Linked DNA regions of Homo sapiens: region 2 is linked to region 1. A link is an interaction called in ENCODE POLR2A ChIA-PET data of the cell type or tissue named here. Cell type or tissue: MCF 10A. All regions are shown on one strand. Links, peaks and the distances in the headings refer to the core of each region. The heading gives the core; the rest is flanking DNA.

Region 1 (8,329 bases), core at 12-8,011:
GGAGCTAGAAACCAGGCGGTGCCTGGGTGCGTCCATCCCTGGCTCATGCACGCTGTGCTTCCAGGAGGCGGGCCCTGCAAGCAGCAGTGCCGAGACACGGGTGACGAGGTGGTCTGCTCCTGCTTCGTGGGCTACCAGCTGCTGTCTGATGGTGTCTCCTGTGAAGGTAATGTCCCTATCCCAGGTGCCAGCAGGACTGGCCGGTCACTGTGCTTGGGAGCTCTGTGCTGGAGGACTGACCAGGGCCTGCCTTCTACAACCCAGACCCCATTCAGGGGTGGAGAGCAGCCCAGGACGCGCTTTCTCGTGTTCGCTGGAGTTTGCAGCGCAGAGGCCCCTGCCGAGACTTCCCTCCAAGACAATATAAGCACTGGGGTTGGGAAAGAGGATGGAGTTGGGGTCTAACCAGGTTCCGGATCCAGGATCTGCTGAGTGGCCTTGGGCACATCCTTCAGCCTCTCCTGGCCCCCGCGTCTGTGAGATGGGGGAGATGGAGAAGATGCTGCCCCTCCGTGGGGTTCTTGAGGACCACATAACTACAGTCTCAGAAAAAGCAGTAGATATGAACGTTAGCAGGGGAGAGAAATCACTGCTTTCGACTCCGTGCAGTCCACAGCCCGGATGTGCACATGGTGGACCTGAGCTCAGTTTGCGAGGGTGCAGGGAAGCACTTCCACCGTGGCTTTGGCACATTCCTTTCTAGGATGTATTAGGATGGGTCGTTCTTGCTGGTCACCCCCGCACTGCCTCGGTCTCTCCTAGATGTCAATGAATGCATCACGGGCAGCCACAGCTGCCGGCTTGGAGAATCCTGCATCAACACAGTGGGCTCTTTCCGCTGCCAGCGGGACAGCAGCTGCGGGACTGGCTATGAGCTCACAGAGGACAATAGCTGCAAAGGTACAGCATGCGCTCCGAGTCTGCAAACCTGGTCTTCCAGGCGTAGATACGGCGCGGTGGGAAGGGCAGCTCTGGGGTCTGGGCTCCCGCAGTCCTGCGCCCTCTGTGGCTGCCTGGGCGACTGCCTGCTCATCTGCAGGAGGGAGGTGGTTATACCCACCAGGGTGTCTGGACAGGTGGGATGGAAGGTGAAAGTGCTTGCCAATAATGTTCAGAACATTGAAAAAGTTGACAGTAGTGCACCGGTGCCAGCTAGTTCAGCTGTTAGGAAAGATTTACGTTCTTATGGTGCAGAGTAAACGATGGCAGATTTGGGTTTCTAAAAAGGCTCAGTGCATGACTATTTAAAATCAAGACCAGGGATGAATTTCAGGTTCTCACATGTACTTTCTACAAAAAAAAAAAAAAAAAAAAAAAAAAAAGCAAAAACAAAAATCCCACAACTGTTTTTGCACAACAGCTGCCTTCCATCCAAATCCAGGCTTCCTTGAAGTTCAAAGCATATCCCCTTCCACTGCATAAACACATGGCATTTCTGGCTGCCAGCCTTTCCCCGCCAAGCCTTAGGTGTTATTTGGCAGATGGGGAGGCTCTGATGAGGATCGTTTAGAACACAGTTTTGCAGAGGGTTTCAAGCCTTTCAGAAGGACAAATCCACTTGTGTAAAAATGTCACTCACTGTATCATGAGAGTGACTTCAAAGCATGGCACACCCCTTCTGACATCTGAGGGCCACAGAGCAAATTCTGTCCTCCCCACCCCCACACACCAGCTGGGTGGTTTGGACCCCTAGAGCCCAGTGGCCAAGCCAGCTGAGTATACACATTTGACCATTTGACAGCCATGAACTTCAAGGGAAGGGCAGCCCATCACATCCCATCATGACTGTAACCCTTGTTAATATCTGGATTATTGTGAAGACTTCAGAATGGATATGTTTATAGAGACTGTGTTTGTTGCCACTAAGATAATTGCTTTATGATCTAAACTAAACATACACTTAGCCTGAATGAATACTAATATATATATACCTGCCAGGAAAATGCCAGGGTGATTTATTATAACAGACAGTTTGCCTCATAAGAGCCTTGGGAAAAAAAGTCAGCTTTTTAAGTCTTTAGCAACTGGAGCACGATTTGGCTCAGTGAAGTCTTTTTTGTGTATGATTTCTCTATTAGAATGTTTTGGGTTATAGTCTGAGTAATGCGCATTAGAAAAAAGCTTTCTTGTGATTTTAAAGTGTTGTAAGATGCTTCTGGCAGGACTCTTGCTAACAATTTCCTTTTTTTATGATGTACCAGATATTGACGAGTGTGAGAGTGGTATTCATAACTGCCTCCCCGATTTTATCTGTCAGAATACTCTGGGATCCTTCCGCTGCCGACCCAAGCTACAGTGCAAGAGTGGCTTTATACAAGATGCTCTAGGCAACTGTATTGGTAAGAGGTGTGCCGCCAGGATTAGCGGGTTATTCCAGGAGGGGCCAGCGACCTAGCCTTGGGGCAGGCCTCTAGAATCTGCGGGGCCGCATGGTATACAGAACAGGGGTTGGCAAACTTTTTGTGTAAAGGGCTGGACAGCAAATAGAGCAAATACTTTAGCCGTTGTGGGCCATATGGTCTCTGTCATAATAGTCAACTCTGCTGTTATAGTCTAAAGCGGCCAAGGGCCATCTGTAAACAAATGGGTGTGGCTGTGTTCCAATAAAACTTTATTTACAAAAATAGGCAGTAGGCTGGATTTGGCCCAAGGACCACAGTTTGCTGATCTGGGTTTAGATTAAAGAGCTTGGGTTTTGGAGTTAGAGTGACCCAAGAAAATTACTTCTGAGCTTTAATTTTTTCCTCTATAAAATGGGAGTAATCATAATACCTGGCTTAGAGACTTGAGGCCAGGATTAGGCGAGTACTTGCGAAGTACTGGTACACAGGAAGCACTCGGTGAGTGGTGATTCCCTGCCACAGGCATTTAGCCTATTAAAAAATTATTTTAAAAAATACTTGGCTGGGCACAGTGGGTCACGCCTGTAATCCTAGCACTTTGGGAGGCCAAGGCAGGAGGATTGCTTGAGCCCAGGTTTTTGAGGCCAGCCTGGGCAATATAGCGAGACCCCATCACTACAAAAAATTAGCTGGGTGTAGTGGCGCATGCCTACAGTCCCAGCTACTTGGGAGGCTGAGGTGGGAGGATCCCTTGAGCAGGGAGGTCGAGGCTGCAGTGAGCTGTGATCGTGCTACTGCACTCCAGTCTGGGCAACAGAGCAAGACCCTGTCTCAAAAATAAAATAAAATATAAAAATAAAAAACAGTCTGTGTTAGTATTTGAATTCATAGAGACAGAAAGTAGAATGGAAGGTGCCGGGGCTGGGCAGGGTGGGGGATGGGGAGTGAGTGTTTCCTGGGCGCAGAGTTTCAGTTTGAGAAGATGAAAAAGTTCTGGAGATGGATGGGGGTGATGGTGGCACGACAGTGTGAATGCAGTAATGCCCCTGAACCGTCTACTTAAAATGGTTACGATGGCAGATTTTGTGTTACATAAAATTTGTAGTTCACATGTAGTTCACCACAATGAGAAAAGAAACTCTGGCCAGGCACGGTGGCTCACACTTGTAATCCCAGCACTTTGGGAGGCCGAGGAGGGTGGATCACCTGAGGTCAGGAGTTTGAGACCAGCCTGACCAATATAGTGAAACCCCATCTCTACTAAAAATACAAAAATTAGCTGGGCGTAGTGATGGGCGCCTGTAATCCCAGCTGCTTAGGAGGCTGAGGCAGCAGAATCGCTTGAGCCTGGGAGGCAGAGGTTGCAGTGAGCTGAGATCACGCCACTGTACTCCAGCCTGGGTGACAGAGTGAGACTCCATCTCAAAAAAGAAAAAAAAAAAGAAATTGCTGATATCAGAGAAATACTAATATGAAAAGAGAGAATCCCATGTGAACTTAGTATGAATTTAGGAGGCCTGGGCAAGACCGCTCACGCTAGAGGAGCTGTGTGGGGTGCGGCCGGGGAGCTGGCCGGCCTGGGTTACTGGTTCTGGAAAGACAGGAGGTGAGTCCTGCTTTCCCCAGCCGTTGTCAGGTTAACTGCCTGGCTAGGCCGCTGCAGTCAGCGCTTAAGTCCTGATCCACCGGCTCTCCCTCGGCCTCTGCTTGGCAGACGCCCCTGGGTCCTGCCTTTGAGGTCAGAGAGACTTTTTAGGAGAAGAGGTGAGGAATCCGAGCTACAGATCACACTAGTCAGAACCTCCCCACCTGGGGTGGCCCCATCACCTCTCCCCTGCCATGAGCAAGGGGGTATACATTTCCATCTTGCTTCGATTTCAACTTTTCCTTAGCGAAATCTGTATTGATCATTTATTTGAAATAGTGGTTTGGAGAGAGAGCTCTTCCCCCACTGCATTATTTTTAACCACTGAGATATTTAAAGATAAGTGGATGTGGCCGGGCACAGTGACTCACGCCTGTAATTCTGGTACTTTGGGAGGCCAAGGCGGGTGGATCACTTGAGGTCAGGAGTTCGAGACCAGCCTGACCAATATGGTGAAACCCCGTCTCTACTAAAAATACAAAAATTAGCCGGGTGTGGTGGTGGGCACCTTGTAATCCCAGCTACTCAAGATGCTGAGGCAGGAGAATCGCTTGAACCCAGGAGGTGGAGGTTGTAGTGAGCCAAGATCGTGCCACTGCACTCCAGCCTGGACAACAGAGCAAGACTCTGTGTCAAAAAAAAAAAAAAAGATAAAAAGACAAGTGGAACAGTGAGCCCTTAGGACAGGGGCCTCGTCTGAAACCCGCCCCAGCCTTCCTCTGTTACAGCTTCCCTGTCATCCCCTGGGGGAGACTTCTGAGCTGGGGCGCTGTGGCTCAGCTGCCAGTTGGCCCCTCGCCAGTCCCTTGCCAGCAGGGAGGGGTGGTTTTCGCTCAGCGCAGGGGGTGGTGAGCAGGGAAGCCATGGGCTCTCCGGGACCAGCGGGGAGGATAGTCCTGCTCAGACTTGCAGCCTGCTCAAAGGGGGGTCCGGAGGAGGCTGGCGTCGACTGAGGATGGAAACCCTGACTCATGGCAAAATCAGCCCCGATTTCCACAAAGAGGCAATGTTTGCAAGTCTCAACCTAGCCCTGACTTTCCTCTCTACAGGGTGCAGCACTGTGTATGGGCTGAGGCTCGGGAGCCGTCCCCTTACTGTCCTTCCAGGACTGGCAAGCAGGCTGTGGGCTGAAGGCCAGCCTGGCGGCACTGAGCTGTTCCGTGCCATCTCCCTGGGTCCTCAGTGACAGCATCGAAAGCCAAATGTTCAGCTCCCTCAGGGTCCCCTTAGCTTGGGATGCTGGGATGAGGATGGGGTTCCCCTTTTCATGTGCTCTCAATCCTTGCAATCAAGCTCAGGAATCATTGTTTTAAAAGATCTCTATTTATTTCAAAAATTATGTATGTCTTGACTTATAAATCAGCAAACAAAACCTAAGTGTAGGAAGTAAACGCTCCTCCCCTGGCCAATCCTGCCCGCCTCTTGGCAGGGTCCATGAGCCCTTCTGGGCTCTGCTCCCTTGAGACTTTTTGTTTTTTTATGAAAATGGGATCAGACTGTTCTGCCACTTGCTTTTCCCCCCCACTTGACAGGGTATTTAGAAATCATTTCATGTCAGCACCTTTATGTTATCTTTTTAAAAATGACTGCATCAGCAGAAATACGTCTTTCTAAGGAGAAAATACATCAAGATAGAAGGTAGTTTCAGGCCGTCTGGGAGAGGGCTGAAAAGGTTCTATGTCAGGTCCTGGTCCCCCAGCACGCACCCTGGGTCCTCTGCTCCCACACCTCTGCCCATGGTACCCGCTCCCTCACCCAGGAACAGCATGGTCCGTGGTGGGAAGCGTTGATTTCCTTGTGTAGCCAGAATCCATCTTCCTGGAGCTCCTAGAACCATCCTGGGGCCCCAAGAGCCCATCCGAGCCTCCTGCCTGTAGCAGAAGAGCTCTTCCTGCAGAGCTAGTACAAGGGATGGGTCAGGGTCCCAGAAAGTGGAGGTCTCTGCCCCTATCATGCATGGAGAATTTTCTAGAACCTTAAGGTTGGGTCACCGAGGGCTTTGAGACCAGCATGGCTTTGTCGGGTTTTCTTTGCTCTTTTCTTCAAATTCCCTCCTCCTGCTGCTGTATTCCTTTCTCCTTCTCCTCCTCCTCTTCCCCCTCCCATCCTCCCCCTCCCTTCTCCTCTTCCCCTCCCCCTCCCCTCCCACTTCCCTCCTCCCCCTCCTTCCCTTCCCCTTCTCTCCCTCCCCGCCTCCCCCTTTCCCTCCTTCTTTTCTTCTTTTTTTTTTTTTTTTGAGACAGTCTCACTGTCACCCAGGCTGGAGTGCAGTGGTGCAATCTTGGCTCACTGCAACCTCCACCCTGCTGGGTTCAAGCAGTTCTCCTGTCTCAGCCTCCCAAGTAGCTGGGATTACAGGTGCCCACAACCATGCCTGGCTAATTTTTGTATTTTCAGTAGAGATGGGGTTTTGCCGTGTTGGCCAGGTTGGTCTCGAGCTCTTGACCTCAGGTGATCCACCCCTCGGCTTCCCAAAGTGCTGGGATTGCAGGCGTGAGCCACCACGCCCAGCCTCTGCCTTTCTTCTTGAGTGGGGAGGAAGGAATGGGCCAGGGCTTCCCACGTGCCCTGGCTGACCTTGCCTGGGGATGTCGGCAGGTCCTGGGGCAGGAAGGGGTTCCACTGAATCTAGGAAGCACTGGGTGAAGCCAAGTGAACGGGGACCTTGGTAGCTTGGGCTTTTCCCATGTGAATCCCTGAGAGGGAGAGATCGGGTGCCCTGTTCCCAAACTCACCCTATGCTTTACATTGATTTGCTGTCTGTTTATTCATTCCCATTCATTCATTCATTGATAGCCAGGTCTTACCCCTGTGGAGTGCACGATGTTCTGAGGGACACTGTTGTTCTGTGGAACAGAGTTTGGGGAATCTAGTCTGAGTGAGGAACCTGCAGCGCCAGTGGGAAGGCAGCCACCGCTCTGCTAAACGCTGCATTTATTCGTGTTACAGGGCAGGGGCCACCCAGCTGTTTCTCTAAAGGGCTAGATGGTAACTAACAACTTCAGTCTCTGTGGCAACCACTCAACTCTGCCTTTTGCAGTGTAAAAGCACCCCTGAGCAATGCATAACAGAGTGGGCCTGGTTGCACGCTAATAAAACTTTATTTACAAAAGCAGGTGTAAGCCGGGTTTGAACCAAGGGCCATCATTTGCTGGCCACTGATTTAAGGGAGCTGGAAAGCAGGAGACCCTGATTCTAGACCTAGGCCCTGGTTGGCCCCTGACTTCAGCCATGAGCCCAGAGTCATTCAGTCTCCGGACCTTGGTTTCCTGTTTATAAAGTGCAGGCAGTAATGATAGTGATACCGGCCTCACCTCACTTGCAGGCTGGCTGTGGTGCTCGAGAGCGGTCATGGATGTAAAAGCTTTTGTAAACTGTAAATTGCTGCACGGTCAGCGCGAAGGGCTGACTCATTTGACTGAGGAGGGTGGACTTGGCTGGCAGGGAGAGGGGTACAGCTGTCCTCCTTTCTGACTTACGCTCAGGGGTCTTCCACCATCACTCCCTCTCTTTGTTCCCCCATACCAGATGCTTTGTAAGTGTCTGAGCAAGGTTCTCCAAGGTGATGTTTAGATGCTTAGGTCCTTTTCCACTCCCTCTATCAGGAAGTGCAATCTGTGTATTCTTCCTCCGAATTTGAGCAGAAGGAGGGTATCCCTGTGTAGCATGGCCCTCCTGGACCATTCATGGGTTCACACTTGCTCATTGTATGTCATCAAAGGTAAATGCCCCACGGTCCCCATGTCAGAGATGTGTCCACTCAAGGAAGGAGACTGCCGTGCAGTGAGCTCAGGGAGCCATGGCACCTCCCGGGTGGGCCTGGCTCAGCATAGGCCCTGTGAAGCCCAGTCATCGGAGGGGCCTAGAGCCTTGCTGGGAGTCAGAGTTGCTGGCACCACGTGGACAGTCACCTGTCTCCTTAATACCGTGCCCAGTGTGTGGAGTAGATGAATGCAGGAGAAGCCAGGCAGGCAGGTCCCGATTTGGCGCAGCGAACGATGGAGGTGCTGGAGATTTAGGGACAGGAAGAAGGGCCAGAGAGGTGGTGTTTGAGGCGGTATGCAGTGATAAAATTTGGGAGCCAGCTGGGAGGCGGCTGTGTGGTCCAGAGTGAGGGGGTTGAGCCCCTCCATTTGTGGTTTTGCAAAGAGGTGGGAAGGGGAGTTTCTTTGGAGATCCAGTTTTTGGGTTCTGGGACACCCTCCAGGTTTAACCACATGGTCTCTGTCTTTTCCCGCTGTAGATATCAATGAGTGTTTGAGTATCAGTGCCCCGTGCCCTATCGGGCATACATGCATCAACACAGAGGGCTCCTACACGTGCCAGAAGAACGTGCCCAACT
Region 2 (8,329 bases), core at 73-8,072, 96 kb before region 1:
CTGATGGGGACGTGGAGAACCTTTGTATCTAGCTCAGGGATTGTAAACGCACCAATCAGCGCCCTGTCAAAACAGGCCACTGGGCTCTACCAATCAGCAGGATGTGGGTGGGGCCAGATAAGAGAATAAAAGCAGGCTGCCCAAGCCAGCAGTGGTAACCCGCTCGGGTTCCCTTCCACTCTGTGGGAGCTTTGTTCTTTTGCTCTTTGCAATAAATCTTGCTACTGCTCACTCTCTGGGTCCACACTGCTTCACCGCGAAGATCTGCAGCTTCACTCCTGAGCAAGCGAGACCACAAACCCACCAGAAGGAAGAAACTCCGAACACATCCGAACATCAGAAGGAACAAACTCCAGACGCGCCACCTTAAGAGCTGTAACACTCACCGCGAGGGTTCCCGGCTTCATTCTTGAAGTCCAAGAACCCACCAGTTCTGGACACACTAGCTCTCCACAGACTGGCTTTTAAAAATTCTAGTTATATATACGCCACTTACAAAAGGCACATCTAAAACAAAACAGCACAGAAAAATTATAATAATAGCGTTCAAAAGCCATTTGTATTTGCCCAAATGACGTATGTCCACACTTGTGTCTGGCACATGGGTGTCTACAGGAGCTGTATTCATAATTGCCAAAACCGGGAAGCAAGCAACGTGTTCTTCAATAAGTTAATGGATAAAAACACTGTGGTACCTCCAGACAATGGAGTCTTATTAATATAAGATATAATAATAAGAAAAGAGCTATCAAGCCACAAGAAAATGTGGAAGAAGCTTAAATGCATATTGCTTGGTGAAAGAAGTCAATCTGCAAAGGTTATCTACTGTATGAGTCCAATCATATGACTTTTTTTTTTTTTTGAGGAGTCTCCCTCTGTTGCCTAGCCTGGAGCGCAGTGGCACCGTCTTGGCTCACTGAAACCTCCGCCTCCCAGGTTCAAGCGATTCTCCTGCCTCAGCCTCCCAAGTAGCTGGGACTACAGGCGTGCACCACCACGCCCGTCTAATTTTTGTATTTTTAGTAGAGTTGGGTTTCACTGTGTTGGCCAGGCTGGTATTGAACTCCTGACCTCAGATGATCCACCCACCTTGGCCTCCCAAAGTGTTGGGATTACGGCATGAGCCACTGCACCCAGCCTGACTTTTCAAAAAAGGCAAAGCTATAGAAACAGTAAAAACATCAGTGGTTGCCAGGGACTGAGGGGAGGGAGGGATGAATAGGCAGAGAGAGCACAAGGATTTTTAGGGCAGTGAAACTTTGCTGTGTGATGCTGTAACCTTGGGTATATGTCATTATACATTTGTCAAAATCCACAGAATGTACACAGGGTGACCCCTAATGTAAATTATAAACTCTGGGTGATGATGATGTGTCAATGTTGGCTAGTCAATTGTAACAAATGTACCACACTAACATGAGACATTAATAATAGGGGAACTAGGGGCCTATGGGAAGGGAGCATATGGGAACCCTCTATACTTGTTACTCAATTTTCTTGTAAACCTAACACTGTTCTAAAAGATAGCCTATTCATTTTAAAATGAAGCCATAAGATAAACAGGAAGAAAAATAGAGTCATTTGCACATGGTTCTTTATTCTGTGTTCAAGTTCTTATGTTTAGAATAATGGGAAGGGGGCCAGGCACGGTGGCTCATGCCTGTAATCCCAGCACTTTGGGAGGTCGAAGTGGGAAGATGACCTGAGGTCAGGAGTTTGAGACCAGCCTGGCCAACATGGTGAAACCCTGTCTCTACTAAAAATACAAACTAGCCAGGCATGATGGTGCGCACCTGTAATCCCAGCTACTCAGGAGGCTGAGGCAGGAGAATCTCTTGAGCCCGGGAAGCGGAGGTTGCAGTGAGCTGAGGTCACACCACTGTACTCCAACCTGGGCAACACAGCAAGACTCTGTCTACAAAAATAAAAATAAGGCCAGGTGCTGTGGCTCGCGCCTGTAATCCCAGCACTTTGGGAGGCCAAGGTGGGCAGATCACGAGGTCAGGAGATTGAGACCATCCTGGCTAACACGGTGAAACCCCATCTCTACTACAAATACAAAAAAATTAGCCGGGCATGGTGTCGGGTGCCTATTGTCCCAGCTACTCAGGGGGCTAAGGCAGGAGAATGGCATGAACCTGGGAGGTGGAGATTGCAGTGAGCCGAAATCATGCCACTGCACTCCAGCCTGGGCAACAGAGTGAGACTCCATCTCAAAAAATAAAAAATAAAAATAAATAAATAACATAAAAATAAGGCCAGGTGCGGTAGCTCACGCCTGTAATCCCAGCACTTTGGGACACCGAAGCAGGTGGATCACGAGGTCAGGAGTTCAGGACCAGCCTGGTCAACATAGCGAGACCTCGTCTCTACAAAAAATTTAAAAAATTTTAGGCCGGGTACAGTGGCTCATGCCTGTAATCTCAGAACTTTGGGAGGCTGAGGCAGGTGGATTACCTGAGGTCAGGAGTTTGAGACCAGCCTGGCCAACATGGTGAAACCCTGACTCTACTAAAAATACAAAAATTAGCCAGGTGTGGAGGTGCACACCTGTAGTCCTAGCTACTCAGGAGGCAGAGGCATGAGAATCACTTGAACCAGGGAGGTGGATGTTGCAGTGAGCTGAGATCATGCCACTTCATTCCAGCCTCGGGTACAGAGTGAGACTCTGTCTCAAAAAAACAAGCAAAAAATCACAAAAAGACCTTTACAGAAATGTTTATAGCATCTTTATTCATGATAGCACCAAACTTGGATCAACCAAAATATCTATCAACAGGTGATCAGATAAACAAAAGTTATATTCCTATCACTCACAGCTGAAAAGAAACAAACTGCTGATATACCCGTCAAAACGGCAGAATCAGAAATCATAATCAGGGCGGGGCGCAGTGGCTCAGGCCTGTAATCCCAGCACTTTGGGAGGCCAAGGGGGCAGATCACGAGGTCAGGAGATCAAGACCAACCTGGCTAACATGGTGAAACCCCATCGCTACTAAAAACACAAAAAATTAGCCGGGCGTGGTGGCATGTGCCTGTACTCCCAGCTACTCAGGAGGCTGAGGCATGAGAATTGCTTGAACCCGGGAGGTGGACGTTGCAGTGAGCCAAGATTACGCCACTGCGCTACAGCCTGGGCAACAGAGCAAGACTCCATCTCAAAAAAATAAATAAATGAAATAAAAAATAAAAATAAAAAATTAGCTGGGCATGGTGGTGAGGGGTGGGGTGGGGGGTGTTCCTGTAATACCAGCTACTTGGGAGGCTGAGGCAGGAGAATTGCTTGAACCCGGGAGGCAGAGGTTACAGTGAGCCAAGATCGCACCACTGCCCTCCAGCCTGGGTGACAAGAGCGAAATTCTGTCTCAAAAAAAAAAATCATAATCAGAAACATTGTAACAGATACAAAGGAGTTCACAGTTTACAATTCTATCTATGGGGAGTTCCAGAATTGGGATAACTATTCCATCAGTGCTTGCCTGGGACAGGGTGAGGGGGTTTGATGGCAAACAGGCATGAGGCTACTTTTTGGAGTGATGGAAACGGACAGAAAAAGAAAACCCAACCACACTCCTACCCCTGACAGGACTGCAAAGGGAGGACCCCTAAGAAACCGGGTACCATCTGTTATGCATGCAGCAGGACGAGCCGCAGACAAAACTCCTCAGACACTGAGTTAAAGAAGGAAGTGGTTCTTTCGGCCGGGAGCATCAGGTAAGACTCCTGTCTCAAGAGCCGAGCTCCCCCAGTGAGCAATTCCTGTCCCTTTTAAGGGCTCACAACTCTAAGGGGGTCCGCGCGAGAGGGTCGTGATCGATTGAGCAAGCAGGGGGTACATGACTGGGGGCTGCATGCACCGGTAATCAGAAGGAAACAGAACAGGACAGGGATTTTTGCAATGCCTTTCCATACAAAGTCTGGAATCTATAGATAACATAACCGGTTAGGTCAGGGTCGATCTTTAACTACCAGGATTAGGTCAGGCAGGCCCAGGCCTGGTTTCGGGTCTGGTTCCTAGGCGCCGGGCTACCTGCATTTCGTTTCGCTTTTCTTTCCTTTTCTGAGTATAAAACAAGATAAAACAATATGAGAGAGTCTGTCTCTCTTCTCTCATGTGCAGTGAGCTGTTGCTGTCTACTGGAGAGCTGTCCACCAGCAGGTGGCACATCTATCTCTCGTGCTCCCAGCATAGCCTCTGGCCATCTGGTTTCCACCTGCACCGGGTCTCCCTCTGCAGAAGCGACAGCCACTTTGGAATGTTGGTGCAATGAGGTGACAGGTCCCCATGCTCCTGGGTGGAGCAGCGTCCTGAGCCTGGTTACAGGAGGGATCATGGGGTGAAGGTTGGGGATGGAGCAGGGGCCTCTAGAGCACCTTTTCCAAAGAGACATGTTTCCTTTTCTTTTCTTTTCTTTTCTTTTTTTTTTTTTTTTTTGGGACAGAGTCTTGCTCTGTCACCACCCAGGCTGGAGTGCAGTGGTGCGATCTCGGCTCACTGCAACCTCCGCCTCCCGGGTTCAAGCGATTCTCCTGCCTCTGCCTCAGCCTCCCAAGTAGCTGGGACTACAGGCGCATACCACCACACCCAGCTAATTTTTTGTATTTTTAGTAGAGACGGGGTTTCACCGCGTTAGCCACAATGGTCTTGATCTCCTGACCTCGTGATCCACCTGACTCGGCCTCCCAAAGTGCTGGGATTACAGGCATGAGCCACCGCGCCCAGCAAGAGGCATCTTTTCAACCATATGGATTGTGCCCACGTGATGTTAAGAGAGTGGTGAAAAGAAGCTGGAGGATGCCGAGTGAGAATGAGGCTGTGAGTGACACAGAGTAGGTAGTTGCCAGGTGGGGCTTCATCTGTGCTTGCCCCGACCAAGTAAAGGCCTTGATCCTCCCCCACCCACCACCTCATCCAGCCCACCCCCAGATTCATGCTCCCCCATCTTCGAACCTCACTTGCTCTCTGCCCAGACCTGGCAAAGTCAGTTTCATCTACTGAGTCTGGAAGGTCTGCCTTCCTTTCTTCTTCCAGCGAATGAAAGATGAATCCAAAGTCCCTGGGGCCAACCCCCAGCATGGCCCCCAGAAGTAAACAGGAATGGGAATGAGGGCAGATGGAATGTCTGCGAGTCAGTGGGTCTTTTCTTTTCACCAGACGTTCCAGAAAGCTCTCCAAACACACTTGTTCTAACAGTGTCAGAAAAGACTCCAGCCTCATTGTCCACAATTGTTGGGGATAGAACATTCCAGAGCCTATTGAAGAAAAAAGTGGGTAGGGCCATCTCCTCCACACCAGGCTGATCTGTGAATTAATCGCCCCTGAAGGTTTTCCCCGGGGCTCTGGAGCTGACAAATGTGACTTTGTTACCTGGATATCCCTTGGAACCTGGCAGAGCCTGAGGACAGGACTCAGCCACAGAGTCTCTCACCCAAAGCCACTCAGTGTCCTCAGCTGCCCATCTGGTAACTGGCCCTAAAACGGCCTTTCAGTTCCAGCACTGCCACCCCTCCCAGCCCCACTGGCCCAGCCTCCTCATTCCCAGCTCAAATTCGTGACCAGGGGGCCTATGGGACCTGGTCGTCTTTTCAGATGGACAGTCCCTAGGTCAAGGCCCACTCCCTGGCCCCATCCTCGCATGGGGAGAGTCGGCTCATAGTATATTCAGAGGCAAAAAGGGCGGTGGGCTTGCAGCACCAATAAACATGTCCAGCAAAATATGCTGATGGTGTACATGGCTGCTGCTTGCTGAGCCCGTGTGTGCTGATGCCACAGAGCTGAGCTTCTTAAAATCTGCAGGAGGCTGCCGGGTGCGATGGCTCACGCCTGTGATCCCAGCACTTTTGGGAGGCCGAGGCGGGTAGATCACCTGAGGTCAGGAGTTCGAGACCAGCCTGACCAACATAGAGAAACCCCATCTCTACTAAAAATACAAAATTAGCCAGGTGTAGTGGAGCATGCCTGTAATTCCAGCTACTCGGGAGGCTGAGGCAGGAGAATTGCTTGAACCCAGGAGGCGGAGGTTGCGGTAAGCTGAGATTGCACCTTTGCACTCCAGCCTGGGCAACAAGAGCAAAACTCCGTCTCAAAAAAAAAAAAAAAAAAAAACCTGCAGGAGGCTACAAGAAGTGTTACCAGTTTCATATCCCCAATGAGGATGAGGAATGTGAACACAAAGTACCTAAGACAAGTCTCAATCCATTTAGAAAGTTTATTTTGTACCTGGGCTTGGTGGCTCGTGCCTGTAATCCCAGCACTTTGGGAGGCTGAGGCAGGCAGATCACCTGAGGTTACGAGTTCAAGACCAGCCTGGCCAACATGGTGAAACCTCGTCTCTACTAAAAAGACAAAATTAGCTGGGCATGGTGGCAGGTGCCTGTAGTCCCAGCTACTTGGGAGGCTGAGGCAGGAGAATCACTTGAACCTGGGAGGCAGAGGTTGCAGTGAGCCAAGATCATGCCACTGCACTCCAGCCTGGGCAACAAGAGCGAAACTCTGTCTCCCAAAAAAAAAAAAAAGGAAAGAAAGTTTATTTTGCCAAGGTTAAGGACGTGTCTGTGACACAGCCTCAGGAGGTCCTGCTGACATGTGCCCAAGGAGGTTGTGGTATAGCTTGCTTTTACACATTTTTGGGAGACATGAGGCATGAATCAATATGTGTAAGATGTACATTGCTTCAGTTTGGAAACGCAGGACAACTGGAAGCAGGGATTTCCAGGTCATAGGCATATAAAAGATAAATGGGTGCATCCTTTTGAGTCTTTGATCAGCCTTTCACTGAATACACAATTTCCATGTGAGCAGAGGGTAGAGGAGTAGTCCTGTGTGCCCTAGTCTGGCTCAGTGAATCTGCATTTTCACATAAACAATAGGGCAGAGGAAGCAATCAAGCAATCATATATGCATTTGTCTCAGGTGGGCAGAGGCCTGATGGTGAGTTCTGTCCTTTGTCCCACATCTGTGAAGATAAGCTATCAATTTACATTGCCAGGGTGAAATTCAACAGAACTGTTTTAGGGTAAAGATCCTGAGGCCCACAAGGAATTTCCTTGTGGGCAAATTGGGAGGGAGGTATGCAGCTTGTTTATCTTTGTAGCTATCTTATCTAGGAAGAAAATGGGAGGCAAGTTTGCGTGATGCAGTTCCCAGCTTGACTTTTCCCCTTGACTTTGCGATTTTGGAGTCCTGCGATTTTCCTTTCACAAGAACTAAGGGCTAGAGAGGGGAACTCACTTTCCCAAGGTCCCAGAGCCAGTTCAAGATGGAGCCAGGAATTGTGCCCAGTTCTAAAGTCCCAGCTACCTCTGACAGAATGCCTGCAAGGAGACAGTCAGCAGAGCTCCAGGAGGGGAAGACAGGTGACAACACTCTAGTGTATTTCTCTAGCTTGACCTCTGCTGTGAGTTCCAGGCTTGGTACCCAAATGTCGACTTGATAGCTTTACTGGGATGTCTAACAAGCAGGCAGTCAACATGAAGGCATCTGAACAGAACTGGTTTCCCTCTACCCACACCTGTCCCTCCAAAGTCTTCCCTGTCTTAGGCTATGGAAACCCCAATGCTTCCAATTGCTCAGGCCAGAGAGTTTGGATCCATCGTTGGGCTCTCTCTCTCTCAATCTATCAGCAAATCCTGTTGGTAAGACTTCAAAATATAAAACAAATCTGGCCAGCCACGGTGGCTCACGCCTGTAATCCCAACACTTTGGGAGGCCGAGGTGGGTGGATCATCTGAGGTCAGGAGTTCGAGACCAGCCTGGCCAACATAGTGAAACCCCATCTCTACTAAAAATACAAAAAAAAAAAAAAATTAGGTGGGCATGGTGGCTGGCACCTGTAATCCCAACTACTCGGGAGGCTGAGCCAGGAGAATTGCTTGAACCTGGGAGACAGAGGTTGCCGTGAGCCGAGATCATGCCATATTTGTTGCATGAATTGGTGAACTGTGGGCGTGAGTTTCACAGCCTGAACCTGAACACCCAGGGTTCAGGCATACTCAGGACAGGTCTAGACAGCAAGGAATGTGGATCCTCCAGAGACCTCTTTGTGTGATGATGGAGTTGCTGCCTGGAAAATCTCATCCTAGGGGCAGTGACAGTCCAGGCACACAGACGTACGTGTCCTAGTTATAATGGAGTGACTGATAATGAAGAGAGCTGGGGCTCAGCTCTGTGGGGTCTGTTGGAGGTCTGGGGGAGGGCACTGGAATCCAAAGGCTAGTATCTCTGTGAGCCCTAGGGGGCACAGGCAGCGTGACCCCACAGTGGCACCCGAATCATGGCCCAGGCTGTCGGAGAGCGTGATCAGCCAAGCCTGGACGCCAGGAAAGTGGC

The links. ChIA-PET counts read pairs that join two places held together with the same protein. Peaks named below come from ENCODE experiments on the same cell type or tissue, not always from the same donor. Only the 100,000 strongest peaks of a DNase experiment are listed, where the experiment ranks them.
Region 2: POLR2A ChIA-PET joins it to region 1 with 14 read pairs; 4 of 35 experiments call an interaction of 5 or more read pairs at or near these places.

The regions. Positions count from the first base shown.
Region 1 is chr22:45,532,999-45,541,327 of GRCh38, forward strand. FBLN1 (fibulin 1) reads left to right here. Exons shown (of 17, transcript NM_006486.3): 6 at 65-166; 7 at 763-900; 8 at 2,202-2,339; 9 at 8,231-8,329. Among named protein-coding and RNA genes, the nearest start is that of FBLN1, 34 kb to the left of the region's middle. In MCF 10A, for the core only: no CTCF peak of the experiment used is centred there; DNase peaks (open chromatin) are centred at 4,893 and 5,383.
Region 2 is chr22:45,437,197-45,445,525 of GRCh38, forward strand. No RefSeq gene overlaps it. Among named protein-coding and RNA genes, the nearest start is that of RIBC2, 28 kb to the left of the region's middle. RefSeq lists an enhancer at 5,155-5,717. In MCF 10A, for the core only: a CTCF peak has its summit at 4,170 (motif pointing right); a DNase peak (open chromatin) is centred at 4,185.